Regions from separate parts of the Homo sapiens genome. Here region 1 is linked to region 2. Evidence: chromatin contacts called from ENCODE Hi-C or POLR2A ChIA-PET data. All regions are on one chromosome and are shown on one strand. The core of a region is the stretch at or near the end of the contact, and the rest is flanking DNA. Distances in the headings are between cores, read along the strand shown.

The links. A loop is a pair of places that touch in the nucleus more often than their neighbours do. ChIA-PET counts read pairs that join two places held with the same protein, here RNA polymerase II (POLR2A). Pooled maps may share reads with other maps.
Region 1: a loop to region 2 is called in a pooled map, with 2.5 times the contacts of the local background. The contact joins two enhancer-like sites. A Hi-C loop is called at or near these places in 3 of 50 pooled maps. POLR2A ChIA-PET finds 5 or more read pairs at or near these places in 4 of 52 experiments (OCI-LY7, activated CD4-positive, alpha-beta T cell, activated naive CD4-positive, alpha-beta T cell and 1 more).

Annotation. Positions count from the first base shown.
Region 1 is chr6:134,461,879-134,468,216 of GRCh38, forward strand. The region is part of intron 2 of CT69 (cancer/testis associated transcript 69); the gene reads right to left. It overlaps LINC01010 (long intergenic non-protein coding RNA 1010), which reads left to right. Exons shown (of 3, transcript NR_038217.1): 2 at 2,863-2,971. Among named protein-coding and RNA genes, the nearest start is that of CT69, 14 kb to the right of the region's middle. Within about 2 kb of position 2,958, at least 3 of the 41 ENCODE cell types and tissues checked have a DNase peak (open chromatin) inside an H3K27ac peak, as active enhancers do.
Region 2 is chr6:134,192,431-134,198,607 of GRCh38, forward strand. The region is part of intron 3 of SGK1 (serum/glucocorticoid regulated kinase 1); the gene reads right to left. Among named protein-coding and RNA genes, the nearest start is that of SGK1, 120 kb to the right of the region's middle. Within about 2 kb of position 2,846, at least 3 of the 41 ENCODE cell types and tissues checked have a DNase peak (open chromatin) inside an H3K27ac peak, as active enhancers do.

The DNA of each region.
Region 1 (6,338 bases), core at 1,708-4,207, 270 kb after region 2:
CTCCTGTTGATTGGGTTAATTTTATGTTTTCTGCATAGTTGTTTTGTGAAAAAAAAATTGTGTAGGAGCTATAACTATCATATAACTATCAAATGTCTTCGTTGTAATGTTTTTCATCCACTAACTGTGTGACTTGAAACAAGCCCTATGACCATTCTGTTTCACTTACACAACCTGTGAAATGAGGATAATATCTGACATGTATCCTCTTTCAGAAATTCTCTGAAAGCATACTTTATGCTGATAGAGGAAAAATGACACATTGCATTTAAAGCCTTATTAATCCTCTCATCTGAGGATAATTTTCATGTCTCTATATGCCTCAGTAGGTAGCCTAAGATTATGGGAAAAAAGGAAATGTTGAACTATTTTGTGTACAATTTCTAGGAAGGAAGTGCATTTTTTAAAAAATATTTATTCATTTATTTATTTATTTATTTATTTATTTATTTATTTTTAGACAGTTCTTACTCTGTCACCCAGCCTGGAGTCTAGTGGTGGGATCTCGGCTCACTGCAACCTCTGCCTCCCGGGTTCAAGCAGTTCTCCTGCCTCGGCCTCCCGAGTAGCTGGGAATACAGGCGGTGCGCCACTATGCCTGGCTAAGTTTTGTATTTTTAGCAGAGATGGGGTTTTGCCACATTGGCCAGGCTGGTCTCAAACTCCTCAACTCAAGTGATCCACCCGCTTCAGCCTAGGAAGTGCATTCTTCTCTTGACTTTTCTCTTTATGTGCTGAATACAGTAGACCATTTCACTGGGGCCACCTGGTACCACGAGGTGACCTATGGACAAAGACAGTGGCCTGACTGAAGGTTTCTCAGGACCAGATGGGTAGGAATCTGCCCACTTTCCCTGGACTGCTTTCTTCAGGTCATCTTTCATGTGAGAGAAAAGTAGATTTCTTTTTTTTTTTTTTTTTTTTTTTTTTGAGACAGAGTCTTGCTCTGTTGCCCAGGCTGGAGGGCAGTGGCATGATCTCAGCTCACTGCAACTCCCACCTCCCAGGGTTCAAATTACTCTCCTGCTTCAGCCTCCTGAGTAGCTGGGATTACAGGCGTGTCCCACCATGCCCAGCAACATTTTTGTGTTTTTAGAAGAGATGGGGTTTCACCATGTTGGCCGGGCTGGTCTCGAATTTCTGGCTTCAAGTGCCCACCTCAGCCTCTCAAAGTGCTGGGATTATAGGCGTGAGCCACTGTGCCCAGCTTGAGAGAGAAGTAGATTTCTTTTTTGTGTAAGCTGCAGTCATTTTGGATTTTCTACCATGGGCAGCCAAACCTAACCTTCACTAATGCACACCTGTGATTTGAAAGTGTTTGGGTGCTCTTAGAAGCCACCATTTATGTCTTCTCGTTTTACTTCTTCAATAATCCTATAAAGTGCAAGGAATAAGAATTGTCATTCCTGCCGGGCGCGGTGGCTCACGCCTGTAATCCCAGCACTTTGGGAGGCCGAGGCGGGCGGATCACGAGGTTAGGAGTTTGAGACCAGCCTGGCCAGCATGGTGAAACCCCATTTCTACTAAAAATACAAAAAATTAGCCGGGCATGGTGGCGCATGCCTGTAGTCCCAGCTACTCGGGAGGCTGAGGCAGGAGTATTGCTTGAACCCAGGAGGCAGAGGTTGCAGTGAGCCAAGATCGCGCCATTGTACTCCAGCCTGGGTGACAGAGAGAGATTCCGTCTGACAAAAAAAAAAAAAAAAAAAAAAAAAGAATTGTCATTCCCATTCTCCAGTCAAAGAAACTGACCTTGTAAGATGTCGAGTGACTTGCATGTGGTCAATTAGCAAGTAGAGAAGCTGGAACAAATAGAGGCGTATTATCTCTTTAAAACAAATCACACATATGCTTACACTCAAACATGGTGCACAGGCTTTGGAGTAAGATAGACCTGACTTCACATTTTTGTGTCTCATTCCTGTAGCTTTAAGCAAATTACCTACTTTTTCTGATCTTCATTTCCTTATCTGCAAGATGGTAAACAACATCTCTAGCGATTAAGAATTCCAAATGAGATAATGTTGGTGGTCCTGCTCCAGGGTGTGGTATATAGTAGATACTTAGTAAATAGAGCTCTATTGTCAGCAGAGGCTTATCCTTCTAAAGATTATTTATACTGTGACACAAAAAGGGTAAAAAAAAAAAAAAGGAAGAAAAAAAAAAACATTATTCAAATATGGAAGTAAAATGGAGTGTAAACGAGAGCCTAGAAAGGATGTTTCAGCTTGAAGTTCTGCGTCCATAAGGAATTTGAAATATTTTGATAACTTTCTGGTTTTAAAGACCAGATTAGGCTGGGCATGGTAGCTCACACCTTTAATCCCAGCACTGTATGAGGCTGAGCAAGGCAGGTTGATTGCTTGAGTCCAGGAGTTTGAGACCATGCTGGACAGCATGGCAAAACCCCATCTCTACCCAAAGACAAAATCAAAAATTAGCCAGGTGTGGGGACGTGTACCTGTAGTTGCAGCTACTTGGGAGGCTGTGGTGGGAGGATCCCTTGAACCCAGGAGGCCACGGCAGCAGTGAGCTGTGATGACTCCACTGCACTCCAGCCTGGGTGACAGAGTCATACCCCGTGTCCAAAACAAAAGAAGAGTGAGAATAAGAATAATAAGAAGAAAAAGACCAAATTAGTGGGCCTGGATGAACATGTTTTTCGAACCCCTGGAACATCCTAAACGTATTTCTTTCTATCTGTATTTGCCATTAAATGTCACAGAAAAATAATCTTTGCTTTTAAGCCCCTCATGAAGCTCAAGAAGACGAGAAAGTAGCCATTCCAAAGAAATTTTATTTCATTTATTTTATTCTATTTATTTATTTATTTTTCACATGGAGTCTCCCTCTGTTACCCAGGCTGGAGTGCAGTGGTGCACACGCCTCACACTGTGACACAGCGGGAGAGCCCAGAGCGACAGCTGTTGGAATGACTGCACTCTTCCTGCTCAAGTCTGACCTTTCCAAGGTAGGATTTGATTACAACTAGCAATATGGAATTACAAGCAGGGAGAGGTGCCGAGACCACAAGACATCAGGAGACTAAAATAGCAAGGTGGTGAGGCAATCTGCCTTTTATTCCCCTTTCAAGCTATGAGAAGTAGGCAAATGATGCGGCTGAACAATGCCTCCTTGACTTCAGGATATAAAAACTACTTTCATGAGCTTCAAGTCAGGGTAAGTGGGGAAAATGACAATAAAAGTAAATTTAAAAAACCACATTTAAACCCAGTCAACTTAGGATATTTTGTAGTACAAGCGCCAATCTATATGGTTCCTCTGAGATGCCCACATCGCAGGAAGCCTCAAATTTAACTACCAGAAATATTCTGAGAAAATAAAATAAGAAATTCTAAGCTTATAAACGCTTTTGTATGTGCTATTTTAGGTAGTTTTCAGTATGAGTCATTTATCTCCTCCCACAACCGAACTTCAATCATGTTTCAGCTTATTCTAATTAGTTTCTCATTATCTTTTAAATTATTATTTATTTCTGCATGTATTCCTTCCTCAATTTTTAAAAATGTATTATTAAATTTATTGTTGGTAACTCTTTTTCTCAGAAACTCTAAGTTTCAAGAATTTCTCTTATTGTTATTATTATGTTTTGAGACAGAGTCTTGCTCTGTCACCCATGCTGCAGTGCAGTGGTGCAATCTTGGCTCACTGCAACCTCCATGTCCCCAGTTCAAGCGATTCTCGTGCCTCAGCCTCCCGAATAGCTGAGATTACAGGCGTGTGCCAACACACCCAGCTAATTTTTCTATTTTTAGTAGAGACACGGTTTTGAACTCCCGGCCTCAAGTAATCCGCCCACCTTGGCCTCCCAAAGTGCTGGGATTACAGGCATGAGCCACTGTGCCTGGCCAAGAGTTTCCTATATGATGCAGTCATGCTCTGAAAAGGATAAGCAATAATCTAATATGCAATATACAATGCAATAATAATATATGCTTGTATATGTATAATATTTTATAACTACAAAGACTTTCACATATATTATCTCATTTAATCCTGAACACACAATAGCATCCAACCCTCCTCCTTTTCCTCCTGAGCACAGTGTTAAATGTTCCCTATGCAATGTCTCTAGAGATGAAAGAGTCAGGAGAGAAAGACATTAAGGAATATATTTGGATATATTAGGGGACCATGAAAGGTAGTTGAACCAACACTGCATAACCTAGGCATGAGCAGTCCCAGGAGGAGTGGCTTCTCTGCTGTTTATTTCTACTATCTGGTATTGGGCAAGTTAGAACCTCTTCAGACCTCTGTTTGCTCATAGGCAAAATTAACACATACCTGCCCTGACTCCCCGACAGAGCTACCATGAGAATCAAATTAGGTAACATGTGAGAAAATATTTTATAGTTTGCCAGATGCCAAATAAATATTTTTATGAACTTTCTTTCTGTACTTCACTCTTGTGGCATCAACATTTGTGGCATTAACCTAAACAGAAGCCTCAGTCAATTAAAGAATAGAAAAGATAAACATTTTTAGAACTGTAAAGCGTGTTCTAAGAGTTTCTTGGCCATTTGACTTTTCTTATAATCAAAACATAAAGCCATTCACCTGGCAGCTGGGTACCTGAATTATAATTTAGTAACAGTTGCGCTCAAGAGGAAACCAAGATCCTATAGGACCTTTCACAAATCAGGGTTCTTATTTTTTATTATTCTCAAAGTGAAGTCTGCAGACCACCTGCATCCAAATCCCATGGCATAATTATAAACATTTCTGATTGCTGCACCCTGCTTTTACCTACTGAATCAGAAGCTCCCAGAATATGGGCCCAGAAACAAACCTTTTTTTAGAAAACACACTAGCTGATACTTATGCTCACTAGTCCAAGAAACCCAGAACTTACTGGTTGAAATTTGCAAGTTGTAAGAGAACATTTGTTCTTCATTTCTTTCCAGCAGTAACAAGATTTCTCTATCAACATTCTATTAAAAACAGATATGAGCACGTATGTGAAATAAAAGCAGCACTCCACTTGTGTGCAAAATTTGACATCATTTTTTTGAAAGTGCCTTGAAGTAATGTTATCTCAGCTTTCTTTAATTGGATGGTGCATTTATAGGAGGAGTTTGGAAAACATATTCTCTTGCAGTGTTATTCCTGACCTCTACTCAAAAAACTAACAATCTCACAAGCAGTTAAATTGATAACCAACCAGTCATTCTCCAATTAGGAGCCTCAACTCACTTCAAGTAATAACATTAAAATTCTCCAAGTGTTAGCAGTCTGCACTGTACCTTGAAATAAAAAGATAGAGATTTTGCCTTTGGTGTTCAATAAATATAGAATAATATAATATAATTTCAGAAGCTATAAGCTTATTATCAATCAGCTTCATAGAAACACAGGACTAAAATGGATTACTCATTACTAAGTCAACAGACAACTATGTGCCTGGCACTGATCTAGGGTTAGGGCCAGAGGAGTAAATAAAGCAAACAAAGCTTCCCCGGCACTTACATTCTGGTTGGGGAGGAAGAGTGTGCAGGAAATAAAGAACAGGCTAACATTTAATATTTCTAACATATCAAATGGCATGTTAGAAGATGATAAGAATAATGGAAAACAGTTTACTGCAACAGAGTTTTCAGAAGGGATTAGATTGCAATTCTAAATATGAATAACACAGCAAAAAGCAAAAAAAAAAAAAAAAGGATTTTTTTTGGCTGGTACACATGGGTATTAGTTTGTACTCTTGAAAGCTAATGGAATATCCATAGACCCTACTATACTAAATTTTAAACTCTAGGCACTGCAAAACGAGAATACTATCCACTTCTTCACACACATTTGTAGCCACCTTTACATTAGAGGCACCATCTGTAGTTATGACTGGTCTCTTTTTTCCCTGAGGTATGATCCTGTCTTCTTATCATTCCTGATATCTTCTTTCACAATTGTGCCCTAGGTAATGGTGCTCAGAAAAAGAAGCCAATCAGGAGATCTGTTTTCTGTGCCCTTTTAACACTTCTAACTCAGGCACCCAAACCAGCCTGTAGCAGAAAGAGCATCAAAGCCATCCTCTGGACTCTACACAAGGTCTGTGGATATTCAGTTAGCTTGCAAGAGTGCAAACTAATACCCATGAGTACCAGCCAAAAAATACCCTTTTTTTTTCTTTTTGCTGTGTTATTCACATTTAGAATTGTAATATGACCCTGTCAGAAAACTCTGTTGCAGGAAATTTTTGGAAAAGAACATGTAGCTTATCTGTGTCTATGAAGTCCTTGTTATTGTGGGGAAAAGAAAAGAAAACAAAAACATCGACAGCTATATATTTTCTTTTTATTACTTACTATCATTCCAGACTA
Region 2 (6,177 bases), core at 1,596-4,095:
ATTTACACCTTAACAAAATAAAGGAGTTTTAGAGTAAGATAGAATCAACTTCAATCAACTCTCTTGAATTCGCTGGGGACCCTCTGCTCTAAAATATAGTACTATTCTTGCCTCTGGCATCCCTGGTTTTACCTTCGTCTTCCTACCTCCCTCCCACCTCCATCCATCCCCCCTCCCCCCATTCTTTTGAGTGCAGTGGCACGATCTTGGCTCACTGCAAACTCTGCCTCCCGGGTTCAAGCGATTCCCCCACCTCAGCCTCCCGAGTAGCTGGGATTACAGGCATGCACCACCATGCCTGGCTAATTTTTGTACTGTTGTATTTTCACCATGTTGGCCAGGCTGGTCTGAAACTCGACCTCAAATGACCCGCCTGCCTTGGCCTCCCAAAGTGCTGGGATTACAGGCGGGAGCCACTGCGCCCTCCTGGTCCACCCACTATTAACCCCTTATTTCCTACCCTTCACCTGCACCTCTTTGAGGGCCATTTCATTCCTGGAATAGCCTGTTTTCATTATTAGTTATGGGCCTATTTTCCTTACTATGTACAATTTTAAAGTCATAAAATAATTTTTCTTCAGATGTTAAAAATTGTGTTTACATTTAACCAGATAAAACACTTGTTATTAAGGGCATATGTTCAAAAATCTTCTTTTCCATTTATTTTCTCTAAGTCAGGCATATAAGCTGATATCATGTCTTACATATTTTAAACTAAATTTGACCTGAAGTCACCTCTGTTCCTTGAATCTCTACCTGATTGCAGCTCAGCTTAGTATGTTCACAAACTGAAAACCTAATTTAGGAGTACGTTATAAGTCCTCACTAAAAATGGTAGCTAGGTTCTTAGATATTGTAACTTTAAGTGAAATAAAGTATAAGGAAACCAATTTCACCATAAGCTAATTGATATAATGAGGAATTAACTTCCTATTGCATACTTATGGACATAAAAACATCACATAACTTCTAAATAAAGACCAAAACACTTCAAATACTGAACATTGAAATAAATTCCCGGTCTTGCCCAGGTGATCTCATCTCAGCCTCCCAAGTAGCTGGGACTACAGGGATCTTCTCCCTTTGTTTTTTTTCTAGCCCCACTTCCAGTTTGTTTCCACAGTACTTAGAGTGAGTTGCTGTTGTTTTTCTTCTTTGTTCTGTTCTCTCTTTATTTTCTTATGTTCCTTCCTGCACACTGAAGTTGCTGTTGTTTTAGATTTTCTTTTTTTGAGTGAGATCTTCTCACTCAGTCACCTGGCTGGAGCGATTAATAGCTGACTCTGGGTACAGTGCCTAAGCTAGCCTTGCTCTGCAAGGAACAGTTAAAAAAGAAAAGAAAGGAGAGGAGAGGGGAGGGGAGAAGGGAGGAGAGGGGAGGGGAGAAGGGAGGAGAGGGGAGGGAAGGGGAGGGGAGGGGAGGGGAAAAATTAATAAAAACTAAGATAACTATTTACCCAATGATTCCACTTGAGGTGGTAGACAACCCAAGCTTATCCTGGCAGCTCAGGGAACAAGGTGACACCAACCTTGGACAGGAGTCCGTCCCATCCTCAAGGCACACTCACACTCACACCCACACTCATGCTCACTCAGACTGGGACAACGTGAACACGCCAATGAACCTCAACATGCATATCTTTGGGATGTGGGAGGAAAGTGGAGTTACATGGAGAAAACCTACAAAGACATGAAGAGAAAGTGTGAACTTTACACAGACTGTGGCCCCAGCTGGAAATCTTTTTTTTTTTTTCTCATCAATGTTATAACGACATGCTATATATATTTTTGTTACAACTAGCTGAGTCTCAGCCAATCACAGCAACCAAACTTCAGCTAATCACAGCAACTGAGCTTCAGCCAATCACAGGATGCCAACTGATCAGACGATGCCCAAATAAGGCAAATTTGGAGCTTTAACCAGTCAAGCTGTTTGTGTACCTCACTTCCAGTTCTGTCTATAAATGCTCCCTGTCCACCTATTTGCCCAGTGGAACTCTCTGAGCCTCCTTTGGTTCTGAGGGCTGCTTGATTGGAGAATCATTCTTTGCTCAAATAAGCTGTTAAATTCAATTTGTCAAAAGTTTTTCTTTTTTTTTTTTTTTTGAGACGGAGTCTCGCTCCGTTACCCAGGCTGGAGTGCAGTGGCACGATCTCGGCTCGCTGCAACCTCCGCCGCCTCCCGGGTTCAAGTGATTCTCCTGCCTCAGTCTCCTGAGTAGCTGGGATTACAGGCGCACACCACCATACCTGGCTAATTTTTATACTTTTTGGTAGAGACGAGGTTTCACCATGTCGGCCAGGCTGGTCTTGAAGTCCTTACCTCAAGTGATGCGCCCGCCTCGGCCTCCCAAAGTGCTGGGATTACAGGCGTGAACCACTGCACCCGGCCTACAAGTTTTTCTTTCCACAGTATTATGTATCCTGTATTATGAGATAAACTTCTTGGGCAAAAAGCAAGCCATTAAAGGCTGAATATTTCAGCATGCCTAACTTAATAAAATTTAGGACATTTTAACTTTTGCTACAGTTAAAATCCACTAGACTTTTTGATCTGCTGCCATATTAGTTTGATTCAAAATAATGAGAGCAGATTTATTAAAATATGAAGTTGCATTTCATATTTTCCTTGTATTTTTTAAGTGAGAAAATTTCCTGGTATCATTTTAGCTATCATAAAATGCCTTTTAGGACTATGGAAATGAAAGATCTTGGACATAAATGATTTGGATAAAATAAGCACATGAAAATACTGCCTGAAAATAGTTTTAAAAGAATCCTGAGGAATTAGAAAAACGAGCTATTGTGAAACACTGTTAGTTTAGCCTTTAGTAAAACAGCAGAAATAACAAGCAATTTTGGTCAGAACAAAGAGAAAGAGAAAATTGTAAGTTCCACAAACGCAGAAACAGATTTTGCTCCAATTGGAAAGCTTCAGAAAGCTAAACCCTTCATTTACACAATCCAAGGCAGAGTGAGGGGCCTCTCTGTGTTGAGCTAAACTGAGCCTATAGTCACACATTCACACATTTGGCACTAGGACAGTTGTGAGGATAGGATCTGACAAACTTTTCACTGCCAAACATAACTCAGATGCTAGATGAGCATGACTCTAAGTATCTTTACACAGAGAGTTTAGAAATAACATTTCCCTACTCACTGGAATAAATAACCCATCCTTGAACTTGGAACCATCTAAACCATTGTAGATGGTTTAAGTCATGCAAAACAAAGTGCTTTTTGCTTTCTAGATCTTAGCTTAAGAATGCAATATTTTATCTAAATGACTAGGCAACTAAGGTTCGCTCCAATTTGAGGATTTTAAGTCTAGCCATATGTCTATTTCCAGGAAGCTTATCAGTTTTGTGTCTGGGGCTCCAGATAATGGAATACAGCAAATTATAAGCTTCATGGTTCAGCAGAAAAAACAAGTTTGGGGTCCAGTAATGTATAAAATAGTAACAGTAATGATAAAACAAAATGCATTCTTCTTTCAAACCATAGTTAGTAAATCCCATGAAAGTGTAATCCTAGATAAATGTAATCCCATGTAAATGACATAATTCTTTCTCCAGGTAAAAAGAGCTAACATAAATTGACCACTAATTATATGTTAACACAGTTATAAATACCTTTACTGCATTATCTTTTTTAATCCCCACAAAATTCTATAATCTATTATTACTATTTCATTTTTGCATGTATAAGAAATGAAAGGACAGAGGGTTAAATAATTTGCCCAGCCAGGCACGTGACTGTAATCCCAGCTACTCTGGAGGGTGAGGCGGGAGGATCACTTATTTTTTTTAAATTTAAAAAGAGATGGGGTCTCACTATGTTATCCAGGCTGGTCTTGAACTCCTGAGCTCAAGTGAGCTACCTGCCTTGGCCTCCCAAAGTGCTGGGATTACAGGTATGAGCCACCGTGCCTGGCCAAGAGGATCACTTGAGCCCAGGAGTTCAAGTCCAGCCTGGGCAACAGAGTGAGACTCTGTCTCAAACAAAGAAAACAAAGAAAAAATAATAATTTACCCTAAAAAAAATTAAAATAATAATAATAAAATAATAATAATTTGCCCAAAGTCACACAGGTAGTAAGCATTGAAATCTGTGGCAAACTCAGAAGGCCTGACTCAAGAATTCACGACACAACCACAACAGATTGTACACTACCGGGCAGTTTCCTGCTGCTCTGTGCATGGCCTGCTGGCCAACTCTGATGTGAGGTCAGTTGACTAAAAGAGATGTGGTTCAGGAAGCTGAGAATGATTGTGGTTACCTGTTCTAAGATAGAGAAATTGATTTTTAAAACTTCGAGTTGAAGTACGGGATGCCAAAAACCACGTATGAGTGACAGAGTGAGTGGGTCTCTTTCTGATGGATTAAGTCTTCAAAAAGACTTTCAGAATGAATCTCTATCTACCTTAATTTTGGGCAGTGTTAATTGTATTCATTTTTTCAACACATTTGATTGTGCATATACCATGGACAAGAAAGTTTGTTAAAAACTGAATGTATAAGGCTGGGTGCAGTGACTCACGCCTATAATCCCAGCACTTCAGGAGGCTGAGGCGGACAGATCACTTGAGCTTAGGAGTTTGGGACCAGCCTGGACAACATGGTGAAACCCCATCTCTACAAAAAACAAAAAAATTAGCTGGGCGTGGTAGCTTATGCCTGTAGTCCCAGCTACTTGGGGGGCTGAGATAAGAGGATCGCTTGAACCTGGGAGGTCAAGGCCACAGTAAGCCGTGATCGCACTACCGCACTCCAGCCTGGGTGACAAAATAAGACCCTGTCTCAAACAACCAACAACAGCAACAGCAACAAAAACCCTAATGTACAGGAAATTATTTTGGGGAGTAGTGGAAGATAGCTGGCAAGTTGGAGACTCTAACTTGAGATGTGGTACTACTTGTCTGTACATTTTTTTTCTCATTTCTGTCTACCCAAAGGTGTTATGTTTTTATTGTCTTAAGGGGGCCCTTCATTTGATGGCATAAAAAGTTATGACCAGCCATCTGTAGTTCAGTTAATAGGTCAAGAATATCAGCAGCTATTGTTATGTTGAGGTCATTATTTATCAAGCTTCAACACATAAAAAGCAAAAGTAGGCCGGGCGTGGTGGTTCACACCTGTAATCCCAGCACTTTGGGAGGCTGAAGCCAGTGGATCACTTGAGGTCAGGAGTTTGAGACCAGCCTGGCCAACATGGTGAAACTTAATCTCTACTAAAAATACAAAAATTAGCCAGGCATGGTGGCGGATGCCCGTAATATCAGCTACTTGGGAGGCAGAGGCAGGAGAATCACTTGAACCCGGGAGGTGGAGGTTGCAGTGAACTGAGATCGCGCCACTGAGAGCACTGCCTGGGCGACAAAGCAAGACTCCATCTCAAAGAATAAAATAAAATAAAATAAAATAAAATTAAATTAAAATAAAATAAAATATAAAATAAAATAAAATAAAATATAAAATAAAATAAAATAAAATAAAATAGCAAAAATAGTCCAAATGTCAGTTAACAGGGGGACCAAATTTATGGGTGAACATCCACAAGAAACATAAGTGGCCTCTAGGGAAGCCAATCTTTGCACAGAATTTTTGTTTAATGAGGTGGAGGGTATACAAGATATAGGCCAAAGGATAATTTAGGTTCTTATGACTGTGTCCTTGTTCTTTTCAAATCCTAGCTTCATCTCTGCTCCCACTGATGACACTATGAGACTTTGGAATTCTTCACTGTGTGTAAGACGATTTTATTACTGAGATAGCTACCGCTTTGTAGTTATGACCTGAGTAAACAAGGTTAGTCAACCCACAGGATTTTCATGTGTCCACAGATTTTTACTAGATAATTTATCTGTAATATCAGGAGGCAAAGTCTACCATGAATATACTGGCCAACATGTATCAGATGGAAAATTCTTGTGTAAGCAGATGATGTTTAACTTTTATCACATTTTTCTCTTTTGTTAGATAATGCCATACTTCGGCAGACAAGCAATTGTTTTCTAGCTATAAATATGAGTATTTTGCTTTTCAAGAGAAAAAATCTAGAAATTGTTTTCTTTACTTTAAAAAATTCATGTACTGAAGTCCTTCCTCTGCTTGTATTAATCCAATGATATCATTTTATATATTCTCTGAAATACTAAAATATTTCTGTAGTCCATA